2 separate regions of the Homo sapiens genome follow, and region 2 is linked to region 1. The links are chromatin loops, found by intact Hi-C in ENCODE. Cell type or tissue: heart right ventricle. All regions are shown on one strand. Links, peaks and the distances in the headings refer to the core of each region. The heading gives the core; the rest is flanking DNA. Region 1 overlaps LARGE1 (LARGE xylosyl- and glucuronyltransferase 1). Region 2 overlaps LARGE1 (LARGE xylosyl- and glucuronyltransferase 1).

The links. Peaks named below come from ENCODE experiments on the same cell type or tissue, not always from the same donor. Only the 100,000 strongest peaks of a DNase experiment are listed, where the experiment ranks them.
Region 2: a loop joins it to region 1, with 4 times the contacts of the local background. A loop is called at or near these places in 43 of 110 quality-filtered maps.

What each region holds. Positions count from the first base shown.
Region 1 is chr22:33,515,281-33,525,245 of GRCh38, forward strand. The region is part of intron 6 of LARGE1 (LARGE xylosyl- and glucuronyltransferase 1); the gene reads right to left. Among named protein-coding and RNA genes, the nearest start is that of MIR4764, 84 kb to the left of the region's middle. In heart right ventricle, for the core only: a CTCF peak has its summit at 4,165 (motif pointing right); DNase peaks (open chromatin) are centred at 3,995 and 4,160.
Region 2 is chr22:33,298,055-33,308,019 of GRCh38, forward strand. It overlaps LARGE1 (LARGE xylosyl- and glucuronyltransferase 1), which reads right to left. Exons shown (of 15, transcript NM_133642.5): 12 at 6,175-6,453. Among named protein-coding and RNA genes, the nearest start is that of MIR4764, 130 kb to the right of the region's middle. RefSeq lists enhancers at 1,779-1,828, 1,839-2,208. In heart right ventricle, for the core only: a CTCF peak has its summit at 4,150 (motif pointing right); a DNase peak (open chromatin) is centred at 4,147; H3K4me3 peaks cover 628 bases; H3K27ac peaks cover 873 bases.

The DNA.
Region 1 (9,965 bases), core at 2,227-6,226:
CTTCTTTTACAGCATTGCAAGTGGCTTTTCCAGTGCAAATTGATGCACAGAGACCTAGAAAGAGAGCAGCAAATCTATCCATGACAAACTGTTCATCCCTGCAGACATCACATCCATGAAAAGGTAAACTCCGGAGGGTCTGCTTGCTGTTTGTTGCTGCTGTATTCTGAGGGCCTGTTAGCGTACCTGACACATGATTGGCACTTGGTATGTGTTTGTTGAATGAATGAACTCATTTTCACAGGGAGCAGAAAATAGACAGCCAGGACGATCTTTCCCAGAACACTGGAGCTAAACAAGAACTCTGGACTCATCAACAACACATTCAACGAGAAAACAGCCAGAAAAGCTACCCCAGAAACCCCCTCATTTTATACACTGAAGAACCCAGGCAGGGGAGGCAGTAGTCCCCGGACTTAATCTGCCCAAAAGGTGGTGCATGGAAAGTTCCCTGGTCAGCGCCCTGGATCTTACAAAAGGCTTCCAGAATGATGAACACTGGCAGGAAGAAGGTGCTCCTGCCTGACAAGATCAGGATGAGAGGTGACGAGTCCAGAGTCACCCCTCACCCTCCCCTTGGCCTCTCACCCTTTGGCTTGCCTTCCCCAGTTAGCAAAGAACACTCCCACCTGTGTATTCCACACACACAGCACCAGCCTGGCACCTTGCCAGCTTCACAGAGTCCGGGAGTGAGCAACGCCACCGTGTCCAGGCCCTCTAAGAGCCTGCGCTTCACCAGCGTGAGAAGAGCAATCAATGATAGACAGATAAATCCATAGTGAAAGCTGAGAGTTTGTTGCAGAGGATGCAGGGAGGGTGTGAGGGATGCTGTTTGAGAGAAGACTGATGGCGGAGGCCCCTCTGCTAAGGTGAGCTCTGGGCAGAAACCTGCAGGAAATGAAGGAGCGAGGGCTAGGGCTATCTGGGGAGAGAGGCTTAAAGGCGGGGAAACAGTAAGCACAAAGCAGGCAAGGCAGATGTGTGCCTGGTGTGACGAAGGCAGGCAAGACATCCAGCGGGCTGAAATAGTGTGAGGATGTGGGGAGAGGCCCACATCCCTATGTCTCACCAGGGCCAGCTTTAGGGACACAGGATCTAAAGGGCCTTGTGCTGACGAAGACCCTGTGCTTGGTTTAATGGCTTGCTATCACCATTTTGAAACTCCTAACACATTTCTTTAAAAAAAGGAAGCCCCACCTTTCATTTTGCACCAGGCCTCACAAATTATACAGCTGGTCCTGCATCCCATCAGACCACTGAGGACAGACCAAGATGATGGGGTGGAAGCCTCCCCAACTTCCTCCTATTATTATTATTATTATTATTTTTGAGACAGTCTCCTTCTGCCATCAGGCTGGAGTGCAGTGGTGCCATCTCCGCTCACTGCAAACTTCCGCCTTCCGGGTTCAAGCGATTCTCCTGCCTCAGCCTCCCAAGTAGCTGGGACTACAAGCAGGCGCCACCACGCCTGGCTAATTTATTTTTAGTAGAGATGGGGTCTCACCATGTTGGCCAGGATGGTCTCGATCTCTTGACCTTGTGATGCGCCCACCTCGGCCTCCCAAAGTGCTGTGATTACAGGCGTGAGCCACCATGCCCAGCCCACTTCCTCCTATTTAAGCACCTCTGTCCCCTGTTTACTAGACAGTAGTAAGTACTCAAGGGAACACATCATTTTCTTTTTATATGTTGACTATAGCCTTAAAAGGCAAACACGCACTCTTATATTGCTACCAACTCTTTGTTATCTACATTAAAAAAGGGACGAGGAGTGTGAATAATTCAGAAGAGCTGATGAAAATCCTCAGCTCTGGGAAGCAGCATGTGGCATTTTTTTCCCTACAAATTCCCCTTAACTGTGAATACGTATTAACTGATGATTCCAGAGCTATACACCTGAGCCACTAGAAAGCTAACTCTGGATTACTAAGAGAAGCTACGATAGGATGAAAAATTGGAAAGTGGCTACAAACTTATATCCCTCAACCCCTCCACACCCCTCTCTGTCCCATCATCACCCAACAAGTACTAAAGACGCACTCTAACCTCTAGGAAAGTTGTCCAATAAAAAGGGCTGAACTCGGTGGAGTAGAGCTACAAAAACATACATATAATGCACAAAGAATTCTTTTTTTGAGACAGTCTCGCTCTGTTGCCCAGGCTGGAGTGCAGTGGTGCAATCTTGGCTCACTGGGTTCAAGCGCGATTCTCCTGCCTCAGCCTCCCGAATAGCTGGGAATACAGGCACCTGCCACCAATATTAGCAAATATTAGCACCCGCCCGGCTAATTTTGTATTTTTAGTAGAGATGGGGTTTCACCATATGGGCCAGGATGGTCTCGAACTCCTGACTTGTGATCCGCCTGCCTCAGCCTCCCACAGTGCTGGGATTACAGGCGTGAGCCACTGTGCCGGGCCGCCCAGAGAATTTTGTATACAACTTCTGAGAGAGTCTGAGAATCCCTGGAATCTACCCACAGACCCGGAGTAAGAAGCTCTTAGGAAGGAGAATGCATGGCCTCAGTCCTGCACTATGTCTGTATCCCACAGATACAATATACCTTAAAGAAGAAGGGGGAGACCTGGGTCAACAAGAGCAGCTTCATCTGGAAAAATCAGGCTACAAAGTCAGACAGCAGTGAGCAGGACTGGCCTGAAGATTATAAGGAGAACTGGGTGATGCCCCAAATTCACTCTCCTTGCTGTCGTTAGATCACTCCAACTCCTACAGATTTTTCTGGGATCTGAGGCACCCTCTCTTCTCAAGGCAATGGGAACCAGGATTTGACTTGAGGAAATCATACAGCTGAGAAGATCTGGCAACTTCATACCTTAAGCCAAGAAGCTAGAATAATGGTTAATGTGCATGAAGTCCTTTATGCTGAGCGCTGCTCTAAATACGTGGCATAGAGGAACTCATCTGTGTGTCACACAAATCCCAGGAATTACATATTGTGATCATCATCCCTATGTGAGAAAATTGAATCCCAAACAGGTTAAATCAACAGCCCAAGGTCACACGCCAGCAAATGGCAGACACAGGATTTGTTTTTGTTTTGAGACACTCTCACTCTGTCGCCTAGGCTGGAGTGCAGTGACACCATCTCAGCTCACTGCAACCTCCGCCTCCCAGGTTCAGGCAATTCTCATGCCTCAGCCTCCTGAATAAAGGCACATGCCACCATGCCTGGCTAATTTTTGTATTTTTAGCAGAGATGGAGTTTCACCATGTTGGCCAGGCTGATCTCGAACTCCTGACCTCAGGTGTTGCGCTGGCCTCGGCCTCCCAAAAGGTTGGGATCACAGGCACGACCCACCGCGCCCGGCCTCAGGCACAGGATTTGAACCCAGGCTGACTGGCTCTGGAGTCTGGGCCCTTCTCCCCTAGTGTTGATCATGATAGTGTCCAATATTCTTGTTCTCCAATGAGGCCCTCCCAGGTCACCAGGCCAAGGAGAATTCACTAGGACAGGAGTGGAAGTGTAACTGCACCCCCTGAGGGGACTGGAGTGGGGCAGAGAAAGGGGTGTGGTACTGACCGTGGGGGTTTAAGTGTTAATTCTGATCACATCCTGACATACATCAAAAGAGACGGTCATGTGTACATATATCCAGGGACCCGCACATCCAGGGACCAACATCCTAGATGTTTCTGCCCCTGGATGTGTACACATATGACTGTACAACTAGCTGACCAGATGGAAGTCAGCTAGTTGGAACTTACCTAAAACAAGACAGCTAGTTGGAATTTGTTTTAGGCAAAAGAAAAGAAAAGAAACACTTTCACAGGCAGCTTGATTCCACAGAGCACTCTGGCTTTCTGCAGATTAAAAAAAAATCTCATGGATATGCTCAAGCTGAAGAATGAAGATCCAAGTCAAGACAGAGGAATCCTGACTCACTGCAATGATCTCTGGCAATTCTGCAGGTCCCTGAGCTGCGTGCGTGCGCGCGCGTGTGTGTGTGTGTGTGTGTGTGGTCACATATGCCTCAGAGAGGAGCATGCCTCAAAGGAGACCCAGGGGGGCTCCCTGGGGTTGGAGGGAGGAACAGCCAAGGCATAATTTCTGCCCCAGAGACAATGAGTTTAAAAGCTCCACTCTGCCACGGGGATATCTAAATTATACTTACAGAAACCTCAACTCTTTATTCATTTGCACCAGAAGGGGGCACTGTTACCTCTAAAACGCATCTCAGGCCACAGGTCCCCATAAAATAAAGTACCAGCCCCTGCACTGGCTCCCGAAGACACCCAGGTTCCCTCTCAGGCTCCAGACACTCCCCACCCACACTGGGAGTTTATTCCCAAATTGAAAAAACAAAAACACGTAAATGATGATTCTCTCCCAGCTTTCTTTGAAATCACTATTTTTACATCCTTGACTGCTCTTCTTAAAAGCAAGTCTGTCATTTAACCAAAAGAGGAAACATAGTATTTTAGAAGTGAAAAACAAGGAAAAAAAAGAGAAAGAAAACAATTCATTCTTTGAGAGGCTGATCTACATGGCCACATCACCAGCCCACATTCTGTTTATGACGCTGGGTAAAAAGAGAACATTTCCAAGTCGTGTTCTTAAGCACAGGGGAATTTGTCTCTTCTTGATATTTAGTTTAAGTAGCATTTTCTTTTCCTTAGGATTAAGAAGTTTGTACTCCCTGGCTTCCTCTTGCTGAGAGGCTAAGAGACTGTTCGTCTATCTGTTTCAGTGGTTTTTCTCTTTTTTTTTTTTTTTTTTTTTTTGGAGTCAGGGTCTCACTCTGTCACCCAGGCTGGAGTGCGGTGGTGTGATCAGAGCTCACTGCAGCCTGGATCTCCTGAGCTCAAGCAATCCTCCCTCTTCAGCCTCCCAAGCAGCTGGGGCTACAGGCCTGTGCTGCCACGCCTGGCTAATTTTCTACTTTTTGTATCGCTCAGCCTCCTGAAATGGGGACTACAGACGTGTGCCACCATGCCTGGCTAATTTTTTATTTTCTGTACTGATGGGGGGTCTCACTATGTTGCCCAGGCTGGTTTTGAAACCCTGGGCTAAATCAATCCTTGCACCTCAGCCTCCCAAAGCGCTAGGATTACAGGCAAGAGCCACTGTGTCTGGCCTCAGTGCTTCTTAAACCATCCTGTACCTGAGATTCATGGGGGTGGCTGTTCTCCAAATCCCACAATCCCGCAGGGAGACAGCAAGCTTCTGCTCTCTGACAAGCACGGGAGGGGACTCTGAACTCTCTGCAGAACACAGCAGTGCTGAGCTGGGCCATCTCTAACTCACTTCCCCACCAACACCTGCCCCCACTGCCCACCTGGGCATTGAGCTGAGCCACATCAGCTTGCAGCTGCTTTCTGTTCACATCTGAATCCTAATCCCAGTCTGCTCTGCCTGACTCCCGGAAGTGTTCTGCGTCTTTCTGTCCTGGTTTTAGTAATGCTCTATGAGACATGATCTGACAGAAATTCATGGGATTCCGTGCAAAACACGAGCTGCTGTTTTGGGACTTCTGTGTGGGCCTCTCTTCCTTCAATGTAAAAAGAAAGCGTGGAGTGGCTCCGTGAACTGATTCCCAAAAGCTCACTTCCTTAAGGCATAACAAGCTTCCAGCTGTATTTTCATTGCACTGATCAGCACCTGAAATCAATGTATCTATTAGTAATAAAAATAAGTAGTAATTTGATTGTGTTGTTTACATGTGTCTGTCTTTGCTGGCAGGTGAGCTCCTTGAGGCCAGGGCACTGATTTTCAGTCCCCAGCGCTTGCCAAAGAGGAGCCTGGATGAGTGTATTTTGGCACTGTTGCCTGGTTGCAAAATGAGATGTCCCACTGGCTGGGAACTATGGGTTATTTCAGGAATGACTATAGGACAGTAAAAAGAGAACACAGTGAAGAAATACGTGGTTCTTAAAAAGTTTCTCCAAGAAGTAGCACACTGTATCAGTCAGCATTGCTGTGTAACAAGTAATCCTCACATGTAGTGGCTTAAAATGCAAGTAGGCAAGCTGGCCTGACACAGCTGGGCTGTTCTGGTTTGGGCTACGGTGCTCATGCCTCTGCAGCCATAAGTACAGCTGTTGGATCAGCTGGGCTGGCTACTATAGGGTGGCCTTACCTGCTAGCATAGGATAGCTCAGATGATGGGGCCTCTCTCCACATGGGCTCTCATCCTCCAACAGGCTAGCCCGGGTTTGTTCACAACAGGGCAGACAGGCTCCCAGAGTGGCAGGGGGAGCCCCAGTGCTCAAGTACTTTTCAGGTCTCTGCTTGTGTCATGCTCATACCATTACATTGGTCAAAACAAACGACAAGACCGGCCCAGATTCAGGAAGTGGACATAGATGCCTCCTCTTAATGGGAGGAGCTACACAGTCTTGGTGAAAGTAACCGATGTAGGCAGGGGAAAAACTTGTGGCCATTTTTTGCAAACACATATACATACACCACGTTTTTTCTACTCACATTCTAATGCAGAGTACTAGCAATGTCTGCAAGGGAAGCTGAGAGGTGTAGCTCTGTGTTAGTCCATTCACACTGCTATAAAGGAATACCTGAGAATGGGTAATTTATAAAGAAAAGAGGTTTATTTTGGCTCATAGCTTTGCAGACTATATACAAAGCATAGCGCCTGCATCTATTTCTGGTGAGGGCCTCAGGAAGCTTCCAATCACGGCAGAAGGCAAAGGGAGAACAGGCAAGTCACATGGCAAGAACAGGAGCGGGAGAGAGAAAGGGCAGGTGCCAGCTTCTTTAAACAACTAGCTCTCATGTGAACTCGGAGCAAGAAGTCACTCATTACCACGGGGATGGCACTAAGCCATTCATGAGGGATCCGCTCCCTTGACCCAAACACCTCCCATCAGGCCCTACCTGAAACACTGAGGATCACATTTCAACATGAGATTTGGAGGTGATAAACATCCAAACTATATCAAGCCCTTAGCTGCTGAGCTACTTGCCAGCTGTAACTGTATTACTGAGGAAGAGCAAGACAAATTTTTGGTGAAGAGTTAGCCACCTCTGTCACAGGCATTTTGTAGACGTTGCTGAAAGGCAGTTCACAGGGGATGTGCTCATTTGCACTCCCACCAGCATCACCAACAGAATGTGTTACCAAACTTACAGATTTTCAGTAATCTGAGAGTTAATAAATGGTATCTCTGGTGCATGCCTGTAATCCCAGCACTGTGGGAGGTGGAGGTGGAGGCGGGTGGATTGCTTAAGCTCAGGAGTTCCAAAGCAGCCTGGGCAACATAGGGAGACTTTGTCTCTAAAAAAAATACAAAAAAGGCCAGGTGCGGTGGCTGATGCCTATAATCCCAGCACTTTGGGAGGCCAAGGTGGGTGGATCATGAGGTCAGGAGCTCAAGACCAGCCTGGCCAACATGGTGAAACCCCATCTGTACTAAAAATACAAAAATTAGCTGGGCGTGGTGGCATGCACCTGCAATCCTAGCTACTTGGGAGGCTGAGGCAAGAGAATCGCTTGAACCCAAGAGGTGGAGGTTGCAGTGGGCCGAGATTGCACCACTTCACTCCAGCCTGGTCAACAGCAAGACTCTATCTAAAAAAAAGAAAAAAAAAAAAGAAACAAAAATTAGCCAGGCATGGTGACACACACCTGTAGTCTCAGTTACTTGGGAGTCTGAGGTGGGAGGATGGCTTGAGCCCGGGAGGTAGAGGCTGCGGTGAGCCAAGACTGCATCACTGTACTTCAGCTTGGGTGACTGTTTTTGTTTGTTTTGTTTTGTTTTGTTTTTGAAATGGAGTTTCACTCTTGTTGCCCAGACTGGAGTTCAATGGCGCGATCTCGGCTCACTGCAACCTCTGCCTCCTGGGTTCAAGCAATTCTCCTGCCTCAGCCTCCCGAGTAGCTGGGACTACAGGTGTGTGCCAGCACACCCAGATAATTTTGTATTTTTAGTAGAGACGGGGTTTCACCATGTTGGTCAGGCTGGTCTCGAACTCCTGACTTCAGGTGATCCGCCCACCTTGACCTCCCAAAGTGCTCCTTGACCTCCCAAAGGCGTGAGACACCCTGCCCAGCCCTCACTATTGTTTTTATTTGCATTCCTTTCTTTTTATTTTTGCGAGGCAGAAGTTGCTTCTCTTTCTGTGGTTAAAAACCAACAACCTGCATTTCCTCCTCTGTGAACTGTGTGTTGATACTCTGTACCCATGGTTACTTGTCTTTTAAAATACTAATTTCTAGGGGTTCTTTGTATCTAATTTTGAGATTAGCCTATTGTCTGTGACATGAATCGCAAACATTTTCCTCTTGGAAAATCTTAATGAAGGCCACCACATTAGATGCAGTGTGGTTGCCCTGTTTTAAATGTCACCATTTGTCAGGAGCCCAGTAGAGGTTACACCTGCTTAATGCTATGCCATTATCTGCATTGTCCATCATATCATTTCTTTTTTTTTTTTCTATTTGTGTTACTATTTCCTGTCCTCATTCTAGGTTTTAAAAATAACTTTATTTTGAAATAACAATAGATGCATATGAAATTGCAAAAAACGTACAGAGAGGTTCTGTGTATCCATCACTCAGTTTCTGCCAATGTTGGTATCTTAGATAACTAGTACAATATCCAAATGAAGAAACTGTCATGGGTACAATATGTGTGTATAGTTCTATGCCATTTTATCGTATGTGTTCAAGAAACCATCATGGCAATCAAAACAGAGAACTGTGCCATCATCACTAAAATCTCCTTAAATCTACACCTCTATAAAAATCAAGCCCAGCCGGGTGTGGTGGTTCACGACTGTAATCCCAGCACTTTAGAATGCTGAGGCGGGCGGATCATGAGGTCAGGAGTTCAAGATCAGCCTGACTGACACGGTGAAACCCTGTCTCTACTAAAAATACAAAAATTAGCAGGGCGTGGTGGCACACACCTATAATCCCAGCTACTCAGGAGGCTGAGGCAGGAGAACTGCTTGAACCCAGGAGGCAGAGGTTGCAGTGAGCTGAGATTGCGCCATTGCACTCCAGCCTGGGCAACAGAGTGAGACTCCCCTCAAAAAAAAAAAAATAATAATAATAATAAAATCAAGCCCATTTCCTTGCCAGGCTCCCCACATCTCTAACTCCTGGCACTCACCAATATTATCACCTTTCTAATCTATTTTCTAATTTACCCTCTTGTCATCTTATAAAATCTTCTCTAATAAGTTTCTTAGTACAGGATCAGATGCATAATTTGTTTACTTGAGCAAAAGAAATGTCCAACTCAATCCTGGGGCCACATAACGTCTCACCCCTCATCACTTTCCCATGCTCTCCCATTCGCTCCAACCCACCCTTTTCTGAAATTACATCTGGTACCAGACAATGATTTTCCTCCTGGAGGGTTTGGAGTAAGCCCTCTTTTCCCACTCCAACATGAGTGTGAGAAAGTGGAACAAGTCTCCCCCAGGGTGTGAGAAAACCACGTCACTCTTCCTGGTTGGCTGATCTGCCAAAACTTTCTAGGTAAAGCTAAAAAAAAAAAAAAAGCAAAACCAAACCAAACAAAAAAAACTAAGTCCCACAGAAGCTATAAGCAAAGTACAGCCCACTGGGAAAAAGTACTGCAAAGAAGGTCCTTTCTGTCCCATGTTTATCTACTGAATTAATCTCCAGATGGCAAAAGTAGTTTGTTTTGGTAAAGAAACCAGGCAAGAGAGATTCCAGAGAATTGTCTGAAATCCAATAAGGTTGCCAAACACTGAGATGGCTTACTACTATTTCTTTAGCACACAGGTCTTCTGGTTTAGGAAGGTGTAAATGTTTAATCTTTTGTTTAGCATCTTTCCATCAGGCAATGTGTTGATGTCATCAAGATGGAACTCATGGCTTACTCAAGTCAAGTGATAATTAGGGCACGGAGGAAGGAGGAAGAGAATGAAACCTGACTCCATTCTGCAGGTCTGCCACAGAGAACAGAGGGTCCCTTGACCTTCTGACAGTAATATGCTCAGCTTAATCCTTCAAGA
Region 2 (9,965 bases), core at 2,495-6,494, 220 kb before region 1:
ATGAATGTGGAAAGTCTCAGCAGAGTGAAGCTGTCCAGGTCTTGGAAATGCCACGATGTCTCACGTCTTCCTCTCTCCTCATTTAGAGACCTTCAGTGTGCACCCACATTGGGTCATTCCCTTATTAGTTTGAGCTCCTGTATCTCTCAGCCTCGTATCTGTGTGAATCCCGATGCTAGCAATGGCACATACAGCTGCAATGACCACCAGGCTGTAAACCTGAGGGCCAGAACTTTGTCTCCCCTGTTCACTGTTCTAGCCCCAGCACCTGAAACAGTGCCTGGCCACGCAGAGGCATGGAACAAAGAATGTTTCGGGCATTCCTGGGTGCTCTGCAAATACTGTTAGCTCTTATCTTCTCAGTTCCTTAAGAACTGGGGAAGAGGAAAAAGCAGTATGATTCCCACTTCACAGATAAAACAAGTTAGAGAAGTTAAGTGCCTTTCCCAAGGTCAAATAAATTCTAAATAAAGAGTACTCAGCATCAGTCAGCCATGGTGGCTCACGCCTGTAATCCTAGGGTTGTGGGAGGCTGAGGCAGGAGCACTGCTTGAGCCCAGGAGTTTGAGACTAGCCTGGACAATAGGGTCTGGGTTATGTTTATTTTTCTAAAAGGAAATTAAAAAATTAGCTGGGCAAGGTGGTGTACAACTGTAGTCCCAGCTACTTGGGAGGCTGAGGCAGGAAGATTGCTTGAGCCCAGGAGTTTGAGGCTGCAGTAAGCTATGATTGCACCACTGCACTCCAGCCTGGGTGACAGAGCAAGACCCTGTGTCTAAAGAGAAGTAAAGGAAAGAAAGAAGAAAGAAAAGAAAAAAGAAAAGAAAAAGGAAAGATGGAAAGAAAGAAAAAAGGAAAGAGAGAGAGAGAGACGCGGGAAGCAGTGGCTCTTGCCTGTAATCCCAGCACTTTGGGAGGCCTGGGTGGGCGGATCACTTGAGACTAGGAGTTCAAGACCAGCCTGGGCAACATAGCGAAACCCTGTCTTTACAAATGGTAAAAAAAAAATTGGCCCAGCATGGTGGCGCATGCCTATAATCCCAGCTACTGGGGAGACTAAAGTGGGAGCATCGCTTGAGCCTGGGGAGGTTGAGGTTGCGGTGAGCCATGATTGCACCATTCCACTCCAGCCTGAGCAACAGAGTGAGAGAGAGAGAGGAAGCAGTATGGAAAGAAATGAATTAAAGAGAGAAAATGAGAAAAGAGAGAAAAAGAAAGAAAGAGAGAGAGAAAGAAAGGAAGGGAAGGAAAGGAGTGGAGGGGAGGGGAAAAGAGGGAAGGGAAAGGGGAGGGAGAGTCCTCTGCACTGAAACGCAGGTCTGAATGACCCCCAGGGACAGCAACATCACCTACAATGTAGCATACTGCCTGACACATAGTACATGCTCACTACACAGTTTTTGAAAGAATGAGTAGTATCAATATATAGTTTCTCATTTTCAGAAAGCAAAAAAATTGAGATGGTCACATGAAGCTACCCAGGCTGCACAGAAGGTGGCAGAGTTTGCAATGGCGGGGGTTGGGTTGGGGCAGGGGCCTAGCACAGAAGTCCAATACTGAATAGGCCAAGGGGCAGAAAATGAACTCCTGCTGGGCACCCGCCATAGCCCCACAGGAGGCTATCATTAGCTCCTATATTAACTGAGGAAGTGAAAGAATGAGGAGATGAAGCAAGCAGCCCCAACTCACACACTTGATTAGTGTTGTGGAACCTGGCTTCAAAGGCAAGTCTGCGCAACCTCTGCCATGCCCCGCTGACTTTCGCCTGACATTTCTGAGATCAAAAGTGAAAGCTGTACATCCAGGAGCTCATTCTTCAGAAAAAGTAGATGAAGGGGCTGGAAGGAGATTTTAGTAAAACTCTGCAGCTATTGTCCATGCGTACAGCTTATTCCATTATTTTCCAATTGATCTGTTTGTTTTGGCTGTAATATTAGCTGGTTGCTAAGCAACTGCTCAAAGAGCTAACATGCTGAACTTTTTTTGGTAACCAAATAGAACCCCAAAAAAGGTGATATAAATCAGTGTTTGGGGGTACAAGCCGAGGGCTGCCAGTCGGCCTGCTCTGGTACCCTGGGGGTTTGGGAGTAACCTGGCCCCTTCGACAGAGTGAGCAGGCTGGCATGGAGGAAGGCTGCTTTCCTCCTCCTCTAATGCTAACATTTAACTTCTCTGGGGCCTCAGTTTGGTCACCTGTAATGGTAGTTACCTTAAAGAGCAGTGTGAAGAACAGAGGTAATGACAGACTGAGTGCAGCTGGCAGGGTTTCTGGCACATGGTAAGGGCTCAGTAACTTGTAACTGTCATCATTCTTAAGTAATTAACAAATGTGTTTTTTTGAGATAGGGTGTTGCCCTGCTGTTCAGGATGGAGTGCAGTGGCACAATCATGGCTCACTCTAGCTTCAGCTGCCTGGGCTCAGGAGATCATCCTGTCTCAACCTCCCAAGTCGCTGAAACAACAGGCATGTTCCACAATGCTCAGCAATTTTTTTTCTTTTTTTTGGAGATGGAGTCTCACTCTGTTGCCAGGCTGGAGTGCAGTGGTGCGATGTCAGCTCACTGCAACCTCTGCCTTCCGGGGTTCAAGCGATTCCCCTGCCTCAGCCTCCCTAGTAGCTGGGACTACAGGCATGCACCACCATGCCCAGCTAATTTATGGTATTTCAGTAGAGATGGGGTTTCACCATGTTGGCCAGGATGGTCTCGATCTTCTGACCTCGTGATTCACCGGCCTCGGCCTCCCAAAGTGCTGGGATTACACGCGTGAGCCACCGCGCCTGGCCAATTTTTGAAATTTTTTGTAGAGATGGGGTCTCACTATATTGCTCAGGCTGGTCTCGAATTCCTGGGTTCAAGCAATTCTCCCACCTCAGCCTCCTAAAATGCTGGGTGACAGGTGTTAGCCACTGCACCTGGCCAATATTAATATCTTGACAGAGCTTGGGTACAGAATTTTATGGGAGATCAGTGCTGAGAAAGTCAGTTTCTAGAAGGGTCTGGGGGCTTCATTGGAGTCCTCAGCTGCCACAGCAAACAGCACCCTTAACCTCAACTCCCACCAGTGATGCTATGGTGTGCACAAGGGGCATCCACTGGTAACGTCTGGGTCAGAAATGAATCCATCTACTCACCAGAAAAAATGTCCCTGAAGCCAAGGGTAAGTTGATATGATTATGTCATATGAAAAGAACAGTGTCTGCTTATTTGGGGCTTCCGAGAGAATGACATTCCTCATTGATTCTCATAAATACTTTGGTGCCTAGGAATTGTCTAGGTCAGAGGTTACACTCTGGTAGTTTGGGGTGGGGGTGTGAGGAGTCAAGGCAGCCTGAAGGCATATTTTGTCGGCCTCAACAGCATTTGAAATGATTTTTTTGCTCCAAATCATCATCTAAAAACAATTTTTAAAAATTAGTTGCCAACATTAAAAAAACATTTTATATGAAAATCCAGATTCCCAACTCCTCTTGAAAAATATGAATACCTAGTAACCTTCCCTGCGTCCATAAAGCAATAATGGCACGATTGTGTGGAGAGACGACTGGCTCCCTGAGACCAGGGCTCTGGTCTCTCTATTGAATTGTACTCAGCATTCTTGGGAAAAGTCTGGGAAGAAAGTAATAAAGTTTTAAAAGCAATTTGCAATATTTCAAAACCCCTGAGGGGAACCACATACCTTCCTGTGATAAGGTAGCTAAGGCCAACTACCACCTCAAGTGACTCTGCATTAAGCAAGTGCTAAGTAGAAGGGCACACTAGCTACCTCACTTCAAGTAGGGTCTGGATTAGCAGTGAACGATGCCTTTAATTAATAAAACATAGAAAGACAAAGAAAAAAAAACTGTTCATACGTATTGCTTTTTAAAACATGATGCCCATGAGGTCAAATAATTAAATAGTCCTTGCACAGGGAGTAGAGACCACAGACTCATACGGGGCCAGCTCACTTTCAATTGGCTGGAGCGAAGAAGAGTCCCAGAGGGGTGGAGGGTGGGCAGGGGTCCAATCCTGAAGCCTCTTTTCTTAGTCTAGGGTGGCACTCACTCCCATCATCTATCTGTTCCCTTGGGAGCCTGTCATCCCGGAAGCTGCCCAAGTTTCAGAATCTGCAGGCATCAGAGGCTGCAAGCCCCGTCTGGCCACATGGGGGCACCCTGGCTCCACACACTGGATTCTAAGACCCAGCAGGCACTGGCACAGGCGCTGGGGCTGGAGGGAGTGCTCCATTTCTGCAGCCTGGTGGGTCAGGGGTTGAGGCTCATGGTGCTGGGTACCACAGCACCTCCCATTCCCGATTCAGGGTCATGCTGCCTAGGGGTCGCTGACCCTACTGTTTTTAACAGAGTCTGGTAGGGACTCCTCCCGCCCCAGGGGAGGGATTAACACTAGGAAACCCGGAGATGTCCCTGGAAGGACACGGACTCAGAAGCTGGAGAGAGAACACAGGCTGCCTGACCTTGCTCCAGACAGCGCAGGGCACGGAGGGTATGCAGGCTAAACCTACGCTTTGGCTTCCCGACAGAAAGTTTAAAGACTCCTAGAAGCTCTTTTCAGAGAGAAAGAGACAGAGGCAGTAAGAGAAAGATACTAAGAGACAGAGAGACGGAGTCAGAAGGAGGGAGGGAGAGCAAGAGAACGAGAGAGAAAGAAATCAGACCTTGCCTGGTTTGCGACAAACAGAAACCCCAGCGCAGCCCAACAACGTGTAGCAGGGTGACGGGCAGACCTGGGGCTGCAGACGCTGGTTCACACCCTGGCGTGAGCTCTCTGGACTTGGACTGTTATTTTGCTTCTCTGGGCCCCACTCTTCCTTCCTGTAGAATGCAGGTAGCTATACCTGCCTCTGGGGTTCGATGTGTAGAACCAATGGGATGATATATGCAAATCACCTCTCATGGTACCTGGATCTAGGCAGGCACTCACTAGGTATTGGCATAATTCATGCTGACCAATGGCAGTAAATAAAGGATTTTTTTAAAATGTCATTGGACCATGATACTGTGTGACTTTAGTTTTCTCATGTGTGAAATGGGACCTTTGGGCCATATGACTTCCATGGCTCCTATCAATCCGAATTGTGTACTATTCTGTAATAAATGCACTCTTCACACAGCCATCTAAGCCTTCCATTAGCCGAGTGCTTTCTCCAGCTGCTGACACCCCGTCCCATGATGTGGGGGGAGCTGGAAAGGGACACTGGAGATTCACAGAAGCAGTTGTCATGGTGCTTATGCACTTGGCTCTGCAGCCAGACTGGCTGTTTCCACCCCAGTTTCCCTTTCCTAGATGAGTAACCCCGGGCCAACGGCTCCTGGTCTCGGTCCCACAGTTCCCCATTTAGAAAAGGAAGGTGATAATACTACCCACGGCAGGGACTTTGGGGGAGGAAATGAGATCCTACCTCTCAAGCACTCAGAACAGTGCCTGGCGCGCAGCAAACACTTCCATAAGCACTAGGCATCATCATCACTTAGATTTGTTTAAAAGACTGGGCAATAATCTTTCTTGGGTTATATGAAGGTTGTCTGGTCCAAAACCAGAAGAAGGAGGGTATGTTTTCTTCTATTTATTATTATTATTTTTTGAGAAGGAGTCTTGCTCTGTCACCAGGCTGGAGTGCAGTGGAGCAATCTCGGCTCACTGCAACCTCCGACTCCCTGGTTCAAGAGATTCTCCTGCCTCAGCTTCCCAAGTAGCTGGGATTACGGGCACATGCCACCAAGCCCAGCTAATTTTTTTGGTATTTTTAGTAGGGGGGGGGTTTCACCATGTTGGCCAGGATGGTCTCGAACTCCTGACCTCGTGATCCACCTGCCTCAGCCTCCCAAAGTGCTAGGATTACAGGCGAGAGCCATCGCGTGCCTGCCTGAGGAGGGTATGTTTTCATAGATGCTACAGAAAAAGCAATAGACTGGCAGACAAAAAGAGATGTTCGCTGGACCAAGCTCTGCCATCAACATTTCCTTCTGCAAACTCAGGTTTCAGTCTGTTCACTGAGAACTCTATTGCTGGGTGGCTGTGGGCAGGTCCCTTCCCCTTTCTGGGTCTCTGCTGCCCCATCTGGAAAAGAAACCTGTTGGACTAGATGATGACCCTAAGGGCCTTTTGGTCCTGGCACTGCATGGCCCTATGTGCCTTCTGGCCTGATGGCCAGGCCCCTGCAGGTCCTTACCTGAGGTACTCATAGAGCCCATACATGGGCAGGAAGTCAATGTCAGACAGGAACATGTAGGGAGTGCTGATGTGCTTCATGGCCACGTTGCGCAGCAGGTTCACGGGGTAGAACTGGCCCTCCTTGTACACGATGTGGTAGCCCACGTTGTGGCGGCTCATAAGCACCTCAGAGCCCTGTGCGTAGCGGAGGAACTGCTGGGCCTCGGCGTCTGACAGGTAGAGGGCCAGGCTGATGGGCCCCTCCCAGTGCTTGCAGATGGCCTCCAGCATCTGGAGCCTGGAAGAGACAGGGAGGGTGAGCCGCGGGACCTGGGCCATCCATGCATCATCCGCCGGGCCTGTTGTGGGGCTCTGCCTCCAGTGACACTTGATCAACCAGCTGTGGATCAAATCCCTGCTTTCAACGTTGACTCACTCAGTTCCTTTACCTATAAAACAGGCATCAAAACACTTACCTTGCTGGTTCTCATCTTTCCCTGCTTCCAACTGAACATGTGATATGAAGTTGTATCCCACTATAAGCCTTGGACTCCTCGTTTCAAAGCCAGGTGGTGAGTATATTAAATGATTTGAAGATCCCCTTCCAGCCCCAAAGTCCTACACTTCTCTCTCCACAAAGGTATAAAAAAGCTCTGCTGATCTCCTAAGGCAGTGACCAGCCAGAGAGGACTTACACAAACTTAGAGGCTGCTAAGTTACAAGGAACGGTAAAATAAACAGTAAACACAAGAGCTACAACAACTATAATTACAGATGTGCTGCAGTGTGCCAGGAGCTTCCCAGAATTCTCTCAATAACCTTGAGCACTAGCTGTCATTCTCCCCATTTTCCTGATGGAGGAACGGACGTGCCGTATGTTCAATCAGCTTGGCCTCTTACACTTAGAGGCCAGACATGTGTAGACAGGTACCCTGATGGGACCTTGGAGTCAGGGAGAAAAAAATAACACTAAAAAAGGGAATAGAAAAATATGTGAATGTTGGAAACAAAAGTCTACCTGGGGTGATGCTGTCTGCATCACTCGTCTTCAGAGCCCCTACTACCCCAGGGCGCCAGGCAACTGTGCAAGGCTACCTCAGAGATGCTGAGCCAGGGAGAGGGGGAAAAATAGAGCCCAGGGAAAAAATTAAAAAAAAAAAAAAAAAAGGTGTGTGTGGAGGGTTTGCAACAGAGAGGGTTCTGCAAAGACGTCTGAAGATAAATCTATAAAGATATTTTCTTTCAAAGGCGTTAGAAGCGTCTGGTACATAAAATCTATGGCTAAGAAACAGCAAAAGCCTACTTGAATTGTTTTTCCTTACCCAGCAAGAGGTACGTAATCAGCAGTCTCCTGGTCAGAATGCCCACTTTATTCGGACGATTACCAGGAAATCGATTCCATGCATTTCCATGCTTCTAAACAAAAGGAAATGGGCACACCTATCTTGTTTCAATGGCCTTTTTGATGACTTCCAGAGTTTTCTCTCAGTAATTCTGTTAAGTGGCACTGCCCAGATTTGCTTCCTCGTTCAATAGGGAGGATTAAGATATTCACCAGTGCAAAATGCTCTCCATTTCTCATCCATTATAATGCTTGCTAACCAAATTGACCAGAAACATTTCTTTTTCTTTTTCTTTTTTTTTTTTTTGAGGCGGAGTCTTGCTCTGTTGCCCAGGATGGTGCAGTGGCGTGATCTCAGCTCACTGCAAGCTCCGCCTCCCGGGTTCACGCCATTCTCCTGCCTCAGCCTCCCGAGTAGCTGGGATTACAGCCGCCCGCTACCACGCCCGGCTAATTTTCTTCTTTGTATTTTTTAGTACAGACGGGGTTTCACCATCTTAGCCAGCATGGTCTCGATCTCCTGACCTCGTGATCCGCCCACCTCGGCCTCCCAAAGTGCTGGGCTTACAGGCGTGAGCCACCGCGCCTGGCCGACCAGAGCCATTTCTTAAAAAGGCATGCATTCTCCATGACGCCTAATTGCACTGAACTTTGTACTAGACTTCTGCTGTGGGGGCCTGCCCTCTCCTGGGCTCTGATCTGGAATTTTGAATTATGCCTCCTGCACCTGTTTTACCTTCTGCAAATGTGGGGGACTCTGCGCTTCATGAGAGGGCCATTTGTACAACTCCTCTGAGAATTGGAGAGCAAAACGCAAGAATAATTTCTAGCATGTAGACATGAGACCTGCTGAAGGAAGTGGGCGGAAGGAGGGAGGTTTGGCTGGGCATGAAGAGAGGACCACTTCTCAGGATTCTCTCACTGGCTTGGTTTTTGCCTCTGTGTCTCAGTTTTCCAAGAAAGGAACCCCTCCCCTGCCCCGTGACCTGCCACAGTCCCTCTCCTAAGCTCAGCCAAGAGTTTAGGGTAAGAACAGAGAGGCCAGGAGCGGTGGCTCATGCCTGTAATCCCAGCACTTTGGGAGGCCAAGGCGGGCAGATCATCGAGGTCAGGAATTCAAGACCAGCCTGACTGACATGGTGAAACCCCATCTCTACTAAAAATACAAAAATATTAGCCAGGCGTGGTAGTGAACGCCTGTAGTCCCAGCTACTTGTGAGGCTGACACAGAAGAATCGCTTGAACCCAGGGGGTGGAGGTTGCAGTGAGCTGAGATCGCACCATTGCACTCCAGAGTGAGAATCTGTCTCAAAAAAAAAAAAAAAAAGAATAGAGAAAAAATACTCAAGGTTCTCAGAAGGTGCTGTGCACATGAAAAATAAGTTGAGCTTTACAGATAACACAGCTGGATGTTGTTCTGTGGAACCTCCACAAGCGAGACAGAATGGTGACACAACGCACTGCTGTTTCTATGCCCTCCAGCCCCAATCTCTCCAATCTTTAGTCCCTTAGAACCAACTTTTCTGCCAGGACCTGAACAACTGTGACAAACTGAGGTTTCTAATAATGATGGTAATATTTAAAGTGTGATCATGATCTCATCCATCTCCCCCTTTACCTGCTGCTTGTCATGTCTTTGCCACACTGTGGCTATCATATTTAATCCTCATAGTAACTATAATATTGAGATTGTCACCACCCTCTTACAGGCAAGGAAGCTTAAGGGGGTGAAATAACTTCTTTCAAGTCACGCAGTTACAAAGTGAAGGACATAGATTCACATTCGGGTCTACCTCACCCCAAAGCCCGGATCCAGGTCATTATTTACTATGGATTGGGGTTAGGCTGAGAACAATGTTCCCAAATATCTTTGCTTCATTGTCTGTTTCCCCAAGTAAGAGCGTGTTCTTCTCCCGGTGTCAATGCCTCCCCACTCTTTCCCCTCCTCAGTCCCTCTTGGTATCTGTCTCAAAGTTCCACAATCCCCTCGGCCCTCTCCTCAGGTTCTATTTCTGCCTCTCAAACATGTCTTCACCTAATACATATTTGTTATTTCCAATGCATCGGATATACTATACAGATAAGGGGCCTGGGCACCGGCATTTCAGGAGCTTTTATTCTAGTGGGGAAAAAAGACAATCAACAAACCAGAGTTTGATTAGGGAGGTGATCAGGTCATGAAGGTGGAACTCTCATGAATGAGATTGGTGCCCTTTTTCTTTTCTTTTTTTTTTTTGAGACAGAGTCTCACTCTGTTGCCCAGGCTGGAGGCAGTGGTGCGATCTCGGCTCACTGCAACCTCTACCTCCTAGGTTCTCTCCCCTCATGTGTTCCCTAAGGGTCGTCCCCGTGCAGTTCTTGCTGATGCCAAGCTCTGTGGCCAGGCTTTCTTTTGCTGGATGAGTCCATGGAAGAGCTGACCCTAAACCCAGAAGGCCTGTCTCTGTCCCATGTTGGTTCCCACTACC